2 separate regions of the Homo sapiens genome follow, and region 1 is linked to region 2. A link is a loop called in an ENCODE intact Hi-C map of the cell type or tissue named here. Cell type or tissue: mammary epithelial cell. All regions are shown on one strand.

Region 1 (8,000 bases), 240 kb after region 2:
TGAAGGCTTTTGGGGAGAAAGATGGTTTTAAGGAAATGATTTTTTAACAGCTCACCTTTGCTTTTTGATAAAATAGTTTTCTCTCTGTCACTAAAAATGTGTCAGTTTAGATGATAGTTTAGGAGGAATGTTACATAGAAGAAAGCATGCCAGGAGTGGGAAGTTTTTACATCTGTGCTCATTTACTGGCTTGGATCATGGTGTCATCTTCACTGTGACTCCAGTTTCTAGCAGTGTCTGGCCCACAGTAGGCATTCGGTGAGCCTTGGGGAAGGATGTAAAAGACAGATAGAACTTCAAGTTCCATTCCAGGTCTGAAGTTCTTTGATATAATTCCAGAAGTTAACATAGCTTCTAAAACAAGATTTCATACAAAGATCTAATTCTGTAGCCAAAGCATAACAGTTGTAGGATTTAAACTCCAATAAAATACACAAGATTTTTTTTTAAAAAAAGAGCAAGAGTTAAACAACAATTAGATTCAGTTGTGGCTTCTCTCACTTGCCTCTATTGTTACTGTTTTCTCCTGTGTCTCTTATAATAGTAACTGAAAGGAAGTAATGATTATCTCAAATTTGGTGTTGTCCTATTGATTAGCATTCACGTTTTAAATATAATTGCTGACATTATATTAAAAAATATAATTGTTGAAAATTTCTGAACCAAAGATAAATACCAGCTTGTAGTAATGCCAAACCAAAATTGAATCCTTTGAAGGTTTCAAAATCTGTTCCCTGAATGTCTGCAAAATTCCACACTACTTACAGCAGGACTTAGCTTTCTTAGCCTTTCTGAAAATCAGTAGATACACTCAGAAAAGTTTACCAATGCACGTGTACATAGTCTTTGGATGCAGTTATAGGCCGGTTTGTTTACAGGCCCAAGAAGATAATCAATAGACATCCCCACCCCTCAGTTGGAAGCAAATTCAGTGGTTACAGAAATCTCACTTCAATGTATTTGAGGTTTTCGCAAAAAAGATGTGTACTGCATATATCTTTAAAGCAATGTTTTTTGAGATGGAACATACAAATAAATGCCTTTAGAGGTAAAAGTTGTATGGAAGCCAAGAAAATATTAAAGAAATTCAAAAATGCTGCTGATCCACACATATTTCTCAAAGGTCCTATAAGCATTACAACACATTTATCAAAGAACATTTGAAGGTGCCAAGATACTTCCAGTAATAAGCGTGATTATATGATTAAAATGCATTTGCATAGCCTTTGGGGAAATGGAGGAGGGAGACAAGGAGAGAGAAAATAAAGAGGAAACTGCATTAGTGATTCTCTGCCGTTGTTGTGAAGTTGACTTGTAGAAAAACACCAATTTTTCTAAAAAAGTGTATGCTAAGACCTAAGGAATATTATTTTTAACCTATCTAACGTATGGAGTTGACCCCCTAAAAGTTAGTGCTTCTGTGGAGAAAGGAGACCAACACAAATCTTCACCACCCCAACCCCTGCCCACACACTTTCTCGTTAAAAGAAGAAAGGAATTGGTGGAATGGGTGTTGTGTCAGTCTCACTCTGGCAGAAAACAGAGTTAACTCCAAATGGTGTAAGAAACTCTAACAACGGGGCTGTTTACAGTAGACAGGGTTAAGTGAGCAAGCAATGGATATTAATAGATGATGAGGCACAAAAACTGGCAACAGCTGGAAGCCATTATCATCACCTGAGGGCTGATGGGGCAAGGGGAGGACAAGGTATTGTGGGAGCCCAGTGAAAAAGGAAACTGCCAAGAGACTACTCAGTGGAATTGCAGTCATGGAGCCATGCAGCCACTGCCAGGGGTGCTGGTCCAGCTTGCTGGGCACGAAGCAGGGCAGAGCCAAAGACAGAATAGCCCCAGGGCAGGGGCAAATGGCGCATAACCAGGTACCGTTCTCAACTCTTTGACTTCTCTGCTGAGAAGACAAAACATCTTTTAAGTTGCCATCCTGGTGAAACTATTTGTTACGAGGGTACTGTTCTGTGAGGTTTTTATTGCTTAACGTTAATAGGCGGCTTAATCACACCCTGAGAATAATACCCAAATATTGCTTTTCTAAATGTCCTTGTTTGGGAGACATTGGAAAATTCTTTAAAGAAAGAGCAGTATACCCCCACTACCCAGATTGTCCTTTTTTTCCATTTATTCCAGAAACCTTTACTGCAGGAAAAGAGAGATGTTGCCATAAATGTTTGAAAGAATTCCTTGTGTAGTTAGTGGTGGCCATAAACATATGGCCTTCACTAACTATTTGCCCTCTGTTCCAACCTTGTCTTTCCATGACAGTTAACCCCATCATTACGTATTCCTGCTCCAGTTTCACTGGGGAATTCTGTATTCAGAGCCAAAGTATGTCAGTAAAATATTAAAAGTAACAGCACAACAAATAAAAAGAGATAAAGTTGAGAAACTGCATGGCAAAAAGCCTGTCACAGAGTTGTAGAGAAGAAAGAAGGAACTTTTTTTTAGCTAATTGAGAAAGCATTGTTGTCATTATTGCTAACATTTAAAGTTCTCAATTTTTAAGGGAATTCTTGAAACATTGTACTGGGGAAAACAGGAAGTTCTGACTTGAATACATTTTTTAAAGTAAAGGATGTAATTTGAGTGAATTGATCTCAGACTTTACAGATGATCTTTTAAGATATGAGTATTTTTTGTGCATTATAAAAGTATAGTTGTTCATAATGGAAAATACAGAAGCGCTTAGAGCATAAAATAAAATAGAAATTACCTGTGACTCTGTTGCTTAGAAGTAATCACTATTAATTTGGTTTTCTTCTCTTCTTAATATATGTGTATTCTTAAAATTATGATATTGTGATCCTTCATTGATATTTCCAAATGACTTTCCAGATTTTCTCCACTGGTTTTTATTTCCACCAAAAGTATGGGAATTTAACTGTATCCTTCTTGGGCTTGAAATTTTGAAGACCTTTGCCGATTTTATTTTAAAAAGTGATTAGTAAGGTTGAACTTTATTCATAGTTATATATTTATCATTTTGTATTGAATTATTTATCCATGTCTTTTGCCCATTTCCTTAAGGGACAATTAGTATTTTTTAAAATTATTTTTAGGAGCTCTTTGTATGGGAAGAAATTTCAGAAGATCATCTTTCTTGTTAGAAAGGATAGGACTAATTGGTCACCCTTATCAGGTGATTATTTGATGCAATTTTTGATGCCTTCTTGCTTTTAGAAAAAACAGTTTTAAAGGACTAAGCTCAAAATTTTTGTTATTTAAGATATTTAAGGGCTGGGTGCGGTGGCTCATGCCTGTAATCCGAGCACTTTGGGAAGCCAAGCTGGGAGGATCACTTAAGGCCAGGAGTTCGAGACCAGCCTGGCCAACATGGAGAAACTGCATCTCTACTAAAAAATACAAATATTAGCTGGGCATGGTGGCGTGCACCTGTAGACCCAGCAACATGGGAGGCTGAGGCAGGAGATTCACTTGAATCTGGGAGGTGGAAGTTGCAGTGAGCTGAGATCGTGCCACTGCACTCCAGCCTGGGTGACAGAGCGAGACTCTGTCTCAAAAAAAAACAAAAAACAAAAAACAAAAAAAAACAAACAAAAAAAAACATTTAAGCAGGAACTTTGCCTTTGAATAAGTGCTTGATGAATTCTGACTTAGAAATTGTTAGCTCTTAGGTAACTTTTAAGATATTATTCTTAAGAAAAATAAAGGATTGTTTTGAAGTTATTTGACAATTAAAACTTTATTCCCATCTCCTCGCCCAAAGATATAAATCTCTTAGGACTGAGAGATTAGGATCCTTCATTTCTACTTTATGAGAAAAACAAATAATACACAGTTGGGGTGAGGAATAATGCACAGTTGGGGAGAGGAATAGGCATATTGTGCCAGTATATGTGGCTTCATGAAAAAACTATTAACAGCTGTTGTTAAGCTAGTCTGTAGAAAGTAGAGTGAGAAGAAGGCAGATAGGCATTTTGCAAGTGATAATTTTCTTTAAGGACCACTTACCTAATATTAGGCCTTTTTAATTTTTGTGAATATTACCAACTTTGAGATCACGAACAAGCTTGAAACACAGTCTTTAGCACACAGAGTCAATTGAACCTATAATTAGCTGCTCTTTAGTGTAACATATAAAAGTTATATGTAACAAGTGTAACATACAAAACAAAGATGAGAAATGTAAAGAATTTTAATGCCAGTCTCAAGTTGCTAAGTTATTTTTAGAATCGAATTCCTAAAAGTTTTGCTGTTTCCTGCATGTACCTGTAATTGTTCCTTGAATCTCTTCAAGAGACAGGTTTTCCGGTTTCTAAATTCTTATCTGAGTAGCTCAGACATAAAGAGATCATGTATATGGTATGATGTGGTCACCTTTTTATTTACGGGACTTTCTTAGTCTAATGTGTGTGAACTCTTAAATGCATAGTGTCTTACTCTGTAACAGCAACCAGCAGTTGTGTGTTAAGATTTTTCACGAAGAGTCCCAGCTGTTGTAAAAAGGAACAATCTGCCCTGGCTACAGATTACAGTGCTTTGGGTTTAGACTGCAGGCAATACCTCTGGGACCTGTCATGCACACTGTGAACATCAGTATTCCTGGGAGAGAGAAGGCAAATTAGTCACTTCTGGCTCTTAGAAGTTCTTGCATAACTTGCTGTTATCTCAGTACAATTTCCTGGGGATGCTTTATCCTGGCATGTGCCCCCTCCTTTATCAAAAGGACCATTGAGTATTGGACTGGGATGCCATTGCCATTGCAGAGGGCTGGTGTTGTTTCCTCCTCTTCATCCTGGATCCTCGCATTATTGTTTTTGCCATGTGGGGTGTCTTGGCTTCGTCTCCACCATCACAAGAGTTGCCCATCTCCCTCTCATACTTATGTCAACGACCTCCCTTGCAGTAATCTAGCACTACCCATGCTTTCTGTAGAACTGTTATATACAAACCATTCTAATGATTCCAGATTTCCTCCTGGCACTTCATTTTCTTTCCTCCCCTTCCCAGAATCCTCTTCCTTATCTCTGGAATATAGAGCTCAGATGCCAAGAGGCTGCGGGAAACTAATTGAGTTAGGCTTTTTGTTTCTTTCTTTTTCCACCCTCCGTGTTCCAAAGCTGGATTTCTCTTATGCTTTGGATTTTTCCCTGCCCTCCTCCTATCTGAACAGCAGCTTTCAGATTATGTCTGGGGTGTAGTTTACACTATATAAGAGAAAGTGGTTTATAAGATAAGGTAGTTTATCCTTTTCCAATTCTCACACTCCTTAAATACATCTGTTGTTGATTATTTCATCTGGTATGCCTTGATTTTTGCTTTCTACTTTGTTTGCATTTCATTGTTCTTCTCTGAGATTATTTCTAGACTTTTTTGCTGAGCCCCCATAACTCTGTTTCTGATTAAGTAAACAGCTTTGATAAGTCACAGTGGAATCTTAACACAAACTGGCATATGCACAATTTACCTCTTCTCTCCATTAAGCTGCATTTCCTCCTGAAGTTGAAAAGTCAGTGGAGAATAGTTCTAATAGCCCAGCATCCTTGTATTTTAAACTCTTCCATCGCTGATTATATTGGAAATACTGGTATTCCATCACCAAAAGCTCTTACTTATCTTCCAGCTAGTTTTGAATTTTCTCAAGTTGGTAGCTCTTTTTTATCCAATTGGTAAACCATTCACAGGCTCCACCTTGGTATGTGAATGGACCTCCCACCCTTTCCTTGCATTCAGCAAGAACCTGCCTGAAGTATTCATTACTGTAGCGATGAGGGCACCTGCTCCCCAATCATTGCCAAAGAGAGCTGAAAATGCCTAAGGAATTTGCCATACTTGGTTTCTTACAATTCGCTCACGTCACTCCTGCCATTATCATGTCAAAAATACTCTTTCTCTGTTAAATATTAAGTTTCATTTGGAAAAAAAAAGAATCTTGATATGAAGTTGCCATGGGACCTCACTGTGTATAGGTTGATATGGATACTAATGGTAACATTAATCTCATGAAAATTAGGTTTTTGAATTTAAAATACATTTGTTTTTGCACTGCTTGCTGTCTGTTCCTCTTCTCTTTTAGTTGACTAGTAAGGAGATTATTTTTTCAGTTTTAAAATAAGATATTGGCTGGGTGTGGTAGCTCATGCCTGTAATCTTAGCACTTTGGGAGGCCGAGTCAATGGGTTTCTTGAGTCCAGGAGTTTGAAACCAGCCTGGACAATGTGGTGAGGCACCCCATCTCTACAAAAAATTAGCCAGGCATGGTGGCCCGTGCCTGTAGTCCCAGCTACTCAGGAGGCTGAGGTGGGAGGATCGCTTGAGTCTGGGAGGCGGCAGTTGCAGTGAGCCGAGATCACACCACTGCACACCAGCCTGGGTGACAGAACAAGCCTCTGTCTCAAAAAAGTAATTAATTAATTAATTTAATTTAATAAGATACATAAAGATGATTTTATGCTTTATCCTAAAGCAATGTTCAGGTAAGCCTTGAACAAGTGGGGTCAGGGATGTTGACCCACCACACAAAAATACACGCATAATTTTTGACTCCCCAAAAACTTTATTAATAGCCTGCTATTGACCAGATGCCTACCAGTAACATAAAAGGTTGATTAGCATATATTTTGTGTGTTATATGTATTATATACAGTAGTCTTAACAATAAAGTAAGCTAGAGAAAAGAAATTTTATTAAGAAAATTATAAGGGGGAGAAAATAGATTTACTGTTAAGTGGAAGTGGGTCATCAAAAGTCTTCATCCACATCGTCTTCACATTGAGTAGCCTGAGGAAGAAGAATGAGGGGGAGTTCATCTTGCTGCCTTAGGGGCAGCAGATAAATTCTGACTAAGTGGACCTACACAGTTCAAATCCATGTTGTTCAAGGGTCAACTGTATTTAGTATAGGGAAGGCCTAGAGCAGATGGGTTTGTTCTTTATTCTGGTTATATCACCTGACATGTTATGGCTGCCCACTAACGTTTTGCTTTAACTATGTGTGGCTTGGGCTCTTTTACTCCCCTCTTGAAATATACTTTGCTCTTTTATTAGAATTCTTACTGTCAAAGAACATTCCTTGAAATAATCTGGAATCCATCTCACTGGCCACAAAATAAATGTAAAGTGCACAGGCTTCTAGTCGTCCTGTTTGCTCTTTCAAAATCATTTCTAGTCAGGCTTAATAAGTCAGTTCAGGTGTTCTCCATCTCTTGGTAAAGTATGTATTTTCACCGTAAAAAAAATGTGATGTTGGTATGTTATTTGGCCCATGTACAGTTTTTGTTTAAAAAAGAAAGTCAATTTCTTAAGAAGCCAGGGGGAAACATGTTTCACCATAAAATATGGGCAGTGGCCAGTTGACTATGAGTAGAATTCACTTTTGCTGATTACTAAAGTGACTTGCCAACCTAATAGTCATCAAAATAGAAGCCATATTAGATGGCTCAGATAGGGTTTGAAGTAGACTCTCGTCTTTGTATGGGGTTGTCAATGCATTTGTTTTGTGCCTAAAAGCACATTATTCAGGAAATGCCACTGGGGTGAACACTGCCTTTCATCCACTTTGATACAAAAATCACAGATTCTTAAAATGTGCAAAATAAGAGGAAAGCCAGTTGTAGATATGTCACCAGATTTAGGCTAGTTTAAGCTTCTTGGAAACATTTTAGATTTTAAGTGAGCTACCTACCATGAGTTATCAAAAATTGTAAAATAAAGTTGCTTATTAGTTTAAGAACCTTATAGTACTATTTTATACCAAAGAAATTTGCATTTATACAGAAATACAGCAGTGATCTAACTGAATTTCCTCATTTATTTTTTGAGGAAACTATACTTGAGTGATTCAGTGACTTTTCCAAGGTGACAGAGTTTGTTTATGGCTAAATTGCGATTAACTGTAGACACCACATATTTTTACCACATCATAAAGGAAATCTGTAGTCGATTGCCACGTTAAAGGCATTAAAAAGTAATAAATTCTGTGTGATACATTCTGGCTTTTCCTAGCTTTTCCCTATATGATTCCAA
Region 2 (8,000 bases):
GATGGCCAGTGATGATGAACATTTTTTCATGTGTTTTTTGGCTGCATAAATGTCTTTTGAGAAGTGTCTGTTCATATGCTTGGCCCACTTTTTGATGGGGTTGATTTTTTCCTGTAAATTTGTTTAAGTTCTTTGTAGATTCTGGATATTAGCCCTTTGTCAGATGGGTAGATTGTAAAAATTTTCTCCTATTCTGTACGTTGCCTGTTCACTCTGATGGTAGTTTCTTTTGCTGTGCAGAAGCTCTTTAGTTTAATTAGATCCCATTTGTCAAATTTGGCTTTTGTTGCCATTGCTTTTTGTGTTTTTAGTCGTGAAGTCCTTGCCCATGCCTGTGTCCTGAATAGTATTGTCTAGGTTTTCTTCTAGGCTTTTTATGGTTTTAGGTCTAACATTTAAGTCTTTAATCCATCTTGAGTTAGTTTTTGTATAAGGTGTAAGGAAGGGATCCGGTTTCAGCTTTCTACATACGGCTAGCCAGTTTTCCCAGCACCATTTATTAAATAGGGAATCCTTTCCCCATTTCTTGTTTTTGCCAGGTTTGTCATAGACCAGATGGTTGTAGATATAGACCAATGGAACAGAACAGAGCCTTCAGAAATAATACCACACATCTACATTGCTTCTTGAGTGCCCTGCTGAAATGCAGAGGAGCTTGGTGTCAGGCTCGGGTGGGTTAGAATTCTCAGTGAGAATGCAGGTGTTGCAAAGCTCTGCCTTCTACTAGCTTTGGTTATGCTTTCTCAGTTTCTCCCTTTACAAAACAGAATAATAATATGTCTCATGTAGGGTTATGATAACATTTGTAAGGCTGGCACACAATTGGTGCCCTGTAAATAGTTGGTATTTTTCAAATTCATATTCTGTTCCTCTGTGGCATCTGGCCCAGAGCTGTGAAAATATCTGGACTGTGTTTATAGAATAAATGACCCATGATGGATCTGGATTAAAAAGTTTGTTCATTTTGGGCTAGCGGACCTGGCATTGACCTCATGGAATGGAGCTTTAAAGCAAAGTCACGTGCTTGGCCTTAGGAAGTGCCAAACAGTTCTGCCTTACCCAAGTAAGGCAGAGCAGTTCTCCATATGCAAGATGATCTGTCTTCACCCTCAATCTAGGCCGTATGTAGAATGTTTTACTGTTAGTGATAGAACATTAGTGTGGAGTTTTGAATGAGGATATGCAAAACTTAATTCAAGCGAGGTTAATGTTAATTATATTTGTATCTAATCTGGATTAGTTTTATAAATCGAAATTTGTCAAGGTTAATATAATTTCAGTTTATTTCATTGCCGACACTGAATTATCTTGTTCTTAGAATAATATATCTCTAGATACTTGTTTAAATGTGATTTCAAATCTTCTCAGATAAGAGATAATCCATTCTCAAAATTAAGAATAACCTTTTATGTTAGCTTGCTCACTGCACTAAAATTATCATTGAGTTATTTTGAGTTAGAGGGAAATAAACCACTTCTCCCCACAAAATGTTGATTAGGAATTAGGTGCCCTGAGTTCATGACCCAGTCTTGCCACTGACTTCGCCACCTTGGACAGCCTCTCAGGGTTTTGGATTAGATGCCCCTTAAAATCTCTTTCAGTTCCAGTATTCCGGGTCTTCTGCACAGTAAACAATACAAACCCAATGGTACTTTGAACGTGGTGTTAGAAGCTGAGTTGGTTCTCCATACATGAGTAGCTTTGGTAGGGATTTGCCTTGATCTTTACCACACCTGAGCATTCACAGCAAATGGGAAATGTGGTAGAAAGAGAGGATAGTTAAAGTGTCTCGGCTTTGGAGAAGCAAGTACTTGTCAGAGAGCTAACCACAAGCTTTGTTTTCTAACATCTTGGCAGTCAAATTTGCAACACCCTGAATTCTGTGGGCTAGAGCTTAGCTAATTTAAGATTTTCTATGGTAATTGAGCAGAGATTACAGTGTAAATCATAGTTGAGACTTGTTGGTGTTAACATACTTGTCTAGGTGAACAACAGATTTTATGCGTCTTCAAGTAGGATCTTTTTGTCACATTTTCCTTTTCCTCTGCTAACATGTCCAGCTATCAAGCTTCATGTGCCAGTATTGATATCTAGCATCTAAACCACTAGAGTTGCAGGGCAGGAAAATGTAATGTTGTGCCTTAGGGTAAAATTTCAATAAAAAATACATCTGTATCTGTCCAGATTTCAAGTATTTTCAGAATTGTTTTAATTGCTTGTTGATTATTGAGAACTAACACAGTATTTCTCTTATTCTGCGCAGAAGACCACTAAATCTTGTATTATCTATGTTCTGAGTTGATCCCTTTATCATGAGCTTTTTCTTTTGTTTGTTAAAAGCATCACTTAAAGCAAAGGCAATGTTTTGGTAAGATTTTATCTTTTTTAGTTATTTCATATAATGATTTAACTTCAAGCCAGAGAAATGTGTGTTTGGCTTGAGTCTTGCAGGAGGAATCATGTAAAGACATGTTTATTTTAATCTGGGGGGAATTTTTTTTAATTAGAACTTTTTATATGGGAAAAGAAAACCTGAGATTGTTATAGATCTATAGCGTTTTTCTTCAGGGATCTATAATTTACTAAAACATTGTTGGCACTTATTACGTACACAGAAAGATCACCTTCAAAAATATATTTACTATCAGTAAATGGATATCTGAGATGCATTATCTAAATAGAGCATATTTGACCAAGTCTAAAAACTGGGCTTTAGCAACAAAACATTATAAAAATGGATCTGGATTTTAAAAGTTTTGCATAAATGATTAGCTTTCAAGCTTGTGAAAGTTTTTTTTTTTCATTTTAAATCATTTGGGACTAGTGAGGCCATCTACAATGGGAAATTGTTGCATGTATTGGACAAAAATCATGAGTGCATATTATGGGACTGCAGAATTAAATGAGGCCCTTTACCTTTAAAAGGAATATAATCTAGTGGAAGAGAGGAAACGTATCTGTATTTTTTAACAGAAAACAAAAGGAGATCACGTAGAGTAAGGCCCTGATTAATGTACATCATAGCCTGGGTCACGTACCTCCACCCCACAAGACCAAGAAGTGAAATGAGGGAATTGAAGAATCAAATAGAAAAAGGCAAAGCCAATACAATGATGCACTATCTAGTTTGTTACTTCTGAGGATGACTACTACTTCTGGTGAGGCCCAGAAGCTATATCCCTAAATTGTCCACCTAAGGAATTAAAAAGAGAGGCATTGGTCTGTCAGCTTCTGTTCCCTCCTTGAGGAGAGTCAAGGGTTGCCTTCTGGGGCCTGCCTTTCCTGCGATTCTGTGTTAATACACTTAAGACTTAGACGTATAGATATCTAACAAGCTCCTAGGGAAGTAATAAAGAAGTATGTTTAGTGTAAGATTGAGATGAGACATTGTTACCCCAAAGTGGGTTGATACCTATGCCGAACTGTTTACTGTAGCCTCGCTGGAATCAGAGATGAAGGTGAGATGGTATATAAGATTGTGTGTCCAGTACAATGTCTTTATATACTTTAAATGCAAAAAAAAAAAAAAAAAGAAAATCAGAAAGGGAGAGGCGGAAATGGACGTTTAAGATATTTCATACCTTTGTTCTAAATCAAAGAAACTTCCTTACTGTAAATTCTTCATGTAGAGAATGCTTTATGAGATTACAAAAATAAGCCTGTCTGCAGTCAGCAAGATGGAGGAATAGGGAGCACCAGACTTCTACCCCTACAGAAATACTGACTTAACAATATGTGGTCCAATAAAGCCTTTATGAGAAGGCCAGAAATCACTTATGAAGTCACAGAACTCCAGTTTAAAACCAAGAACCATGGTTTTGAAACAGGTAAGAAAAGCTGTTTCATTTCATCTGAGTCGGCCCCTTCCCCAAGCCACCACAGCTAATGATGAGGAAAAAAAGTCCAGTGACTGGTTTCTCCCTTGGGAGAAAAAGAGTAAAATGGAATTATGTCCAATGTGCTGGCTTTTTGAGACTACTCAAGTGACTGGTTTCTGCCTTGCTTGACTTGGAGTGCTGATGAGGAATAGGCATACTTTGATTGCCTGGGGACTGCTGAGAACAAGAGAGCTCAGCGGTTGGTGGCAGTACCAAAATACCCGTAGTACTGCAAACAGACACCAGAGGGTGCAAGAGACTGTAGACTCCTGAAAAAGAAACCAGAAAACTTTGTCTGGTTGTGAAATTACACACATAGGCTCAGAAAAAATTCATCTCTGTAAAAGGTTTGAGAGACCGCCAGAATCTCTAGCTGGGCTGATTGGTGAAGATCTTTTTCCATCCAAAACCAGTCTGTAAAGACTGGAAGAGGTGACCGTTTATTCAAATACAAAAATTACAACAAAATATAAGGCACACAAACAGGGAAAATATGGTCCAATCAGAAGAACAAAATAACTGTCCGTAAACTGACCCAAAAGAAATGGAGATCTGTGAATTACCTGACAAATAGTTTAAAAGGAACATTTTAAATTAGTGCACTACAAGAAAACATATACAATGAAACTGTGAATAAAATGAGAATATCAATTAAGAGATGGAAACTGTAAAGATCCAAACAGGAATTCTAAATAACTAAACAGGAATTCTGAAGCTGAAGAATACAGTAACTGATTTGAAAAAAAAAATTATAGGGGATCAACAGCAGACTTTATTAAGCAAGAGAAAGAATCAGCAAACTCAAAGACAGGTCATTTGAAATTATTGAGTCAGAGGAACAAAAAGAAAAAGGAAAAATGAAGAAAGCCTAAGGGACTTATGGGGCGCCATCAAGTGAATCAATATATGCATTACATGAATTTCAGAAGAGGAATATAGAGGAAATGAGGGACAGAATATTTTTCAAACTACAATAGCCAAAACCTTCCAAATGTGAAAAAGGAAATAGATATCCAAATATAAGAAGCTCAAAGGACTACAGTCATGATGAAACTAAAGAAATTCACACTAAGACACATTCTAGTCAACTTTCCAAAAACAAAAATCTTAAGGGCAACAGGAGAAAGGCAATGTGGTATATACAGAGACTTTCCATAAGAATATCACACATTTCTCAGTGGAAGCATCGCAGGACAGAGTGGAATGAGATTATATGAGGGATCTTCAAAAAGTTTGTGGACGGTATGTATTATGAAAAAAAAAACTATGCATGGATTTCAAACTTTTTTTTGGCACTAAAATAAATTCCTGCTGATTTGGGTAAGACATCAATTTGAAAAGAGTCCCTATCCAGAGCAACATGTATTCTGCTATTACTGAGGCAAGAACAAATACCAAATTTATGGTGAAGCATGGTGGAAGAATGGTGAAATTATTGATACTTTACAAAAAATTTATGGGAATAGTACACCAAAGAAATCAGCTGCTTCCAAATGGATAATTCATTTTAAGAAGGGACGAGATGATGATGAAGATGAGGCCCATGGCAGCAGACCATCCACATCAATTTATGAGAAAAAAATTCATCTTATTCATGCCTAACTGAAGAGGGCCAACAATTCACAGAAGAAGCAATGGCCAAACACCATAGGCATCTCAGTTGGTTTAGCTTACACAATTCTGACTAAAAAATCAAAGTTGAACAAATTTTCCACTCAATGGGTGCCAAAACTGTTGTGCTAAGATTAGCTGCACACAAGAGCTTTCAGTGAAAAATTCAAACAATTGGCATTGAGATCCTAAAGCATTTCTCGAAAGAATTGTAACAGCAGATGAAACATGGTTTTGCCAGTACAATCCTGAAGACAAAGCACAATCAAAGCAATGGCTACCAAGAGGGGCACATGGTGAAGAGCAAAAGTCATGGCAATAGTTTTATGAGATATTCAAGGCATTTTGCTTGTTAACTTTCTGGAGGGTCAAAAGAAAATAACATCTGCCTCCGTCCCAAAAAGAAAAATAAAAAAGAAAATAACATCTGGTTATTATGAGAGTGTTTTGAGAAACCCAAAGCTTTAGAAGAAAAACGTCTGGGAAAGCTTCATCAGCGAGTTGTTCTCTGCCATGGCAGTGCTTCTGCTCGTTCCTCTCATCAAACAAGGACAAATTTTAAATAATTTCCATGGGGAATCATTAGGCATCCACCTTACAATTGTGATTTATTCCTTTTGACTTCTTTTTGTCTTCTAATTTAAAAACATCTTTAAAGGGTATCCATTTTTCTTCACTTAATAATGTAAAAAAGACTGCATTGACATGGCTAAGTTCCTAGGACCCCCACTTTTTTAGTGATGTACTAAATGGTTGATACAATCACTTACAAGAGTACTGGAACTTTTTGGAGCTTATGACAAGAAATAAAGTTCATATTTTTAATTTTTATCTTTTAATTCAATTTTCCATGAAAGTTTTGATGTCCCCTCATCCATACAGAGTGCTGAAGGAAAAAAAAACCTGACAATCAAGAATAGTATATATGGCAAGACTTTTAAAAGTGAAGAATAAATAAAGACCTTTCTGGATAAACAAAAGGCGAGGAATTAATTACCATTATGCCTGCCTTATAAGAATTGTTAAAGGGAGTTTTTCAGGTTGAAACAAAGGGATACTAAACAGTAACATGAAAGGATATGGAAATATAAAGCTCTCTGGTGAAATACCCATGGTAGATGCACCAGAAAAAATGAGAAAGAAAGAAAAGCATGTCACTACAGAAGAATCAATGAAATAGAAAGGCAGCAAGAGCCGCAAAGGGGGACAAAATTACTACTAGCCATACAGAACACAATTAAATGATAATAGTAAGTTCTTACCTATCAGTAATTACTTTAAATGTAAATTGATTAAATTCCCCAGTCAAAAGACATACAGTGGCTGAATGGATTAAAAAAGAACAAGATCCAACTATATGCTGTCTACAAGACACTTTAGATATAAGGACATACTCGGGCTGAAAGTAAAAGGAGGGAAAAAAGATATTCCATGCAAATGGTAACCCAAAGAGATCAGAGGTGTTCATGTTTATATCAGACAAAAATAGACTTTATAGAAAATAGGTAAAGGAGGGCATTAAGTCTCCCCTTACCCAAGATAGCAGATTGGAGGTATTGCTAGCATGCCTCTCCCACTTAGACAAAGTAGTGTGTAGAAATTAATGCTCTGAACTTTTTTTTCAAGAAGCAACATAGGAACTAAACAGAAAAACTGAAAGGAACTACAGACCCTTTGAAAGAAGCAGTGGGCGGCAGCCTATACTGTGAACCAGACTGAAAACCCCCACAGGAAACACTGAACCTGCTCAACACCAAGCATATCACTACTACAACGAGCATCTGAGAAAAACATCACACAAAGATTCTCTATAACCAAGAAACTTATACAGAGTCTTCACCACTGAAAGCACCTAGAGCCAAAGCTAGGTGACAATAAATTATAAACATTAAAGTCATACCCTCAAGGGGAATAAAAGAAATAAAAACCCCAGTTAAATGAAAAATAAATTCAAAAATAATGAGAAGAAATAGTCTACCCAAATGAGAAGGAACCAGAAAAATAATTCTGGCAATATGAAAAAACAGGGTTCTGTAACACCTCCCAAAAAACACACTAACTCTCCAGCAGTGGATTCAAACCAAGATTAAATCTTTGAAACACCAGATAAAAATTCAAAAGGTTGATTATTAATTTACTCAAGGAGATACAAGATAAAGGTAAAAACCAACACAAATTAAAAAAAAATTAGGATATCAATGAAAAATTTTTTTTTAAAGAGATAGATTTTTAAAAGAAAACCAATCAGAACTTCCAGAAATGAAAGACACACTTAGGGTACTACAAAATGCAGTGGAAAGTGTTAATAATACACTAGATTAAGTAGAAGAAACAATTTCAGAGCTTGAAGACAAGGCTTTCAAATTAACCCAATCAGACAAAAATAAAGAAAAAAGATTTAGAAGAAACAAAGTCTCCAAGAAATATGGGATTATGCAAAACAGACAAAGAATTATAGGTTTTCCTGAGGGAGAGGAAAAAACAAAAAATTTGGAAAACCTATTTGAGGGA

Evidence for each region. A loop is a pair of places that touch in the nucleus more often than their neighbours do. Peaks named below come from ENCODE experiments on the same cell type or tissue, not always from the same donor. Only the 100,000 strongest peaks of a DNase experiment are listed, where the experiment ranks them.
Region 1: a loop joins it to region 2, with 11 times the contacts of the local background. A loop is called at or near these places in 11 of 110 quality-filtered maps.

Annotation. Positions count from the first base shown.
Region 1 is chr10:58,771,841-58,779,840 of GRCh38, forward strand. The region is part of intron 3 of BICC1 (BicC family RNA binding protein 1); the gene reads left to right. Among named protein-coding and RNA genes, the nearest start is that of LINC00844, 220 kb to the right of the region's middle. In mammary epithelial cell, no CTCF peak of the experiment used is centred here; a DNase peak (open chromatin) is centred at 4,551.
Region 2 is chr10:58,527,170-58,535,169 of GRCh38, forward strand. All of the region lies in intron 1 of BICC1 (BicC family RNA binding protein 1), which reads left to right. Among named protein-coding and RNA genes, the nearest start is that of BICC1, 18 kb to the left of the region's middle. RefSeq lists a silencer at 4,183-4,242. In mammary epithelial cell, a CTCF peak has its summit at 4,125 (motif pointing right); a DNase peak (open chromatin) is centred at 4,112.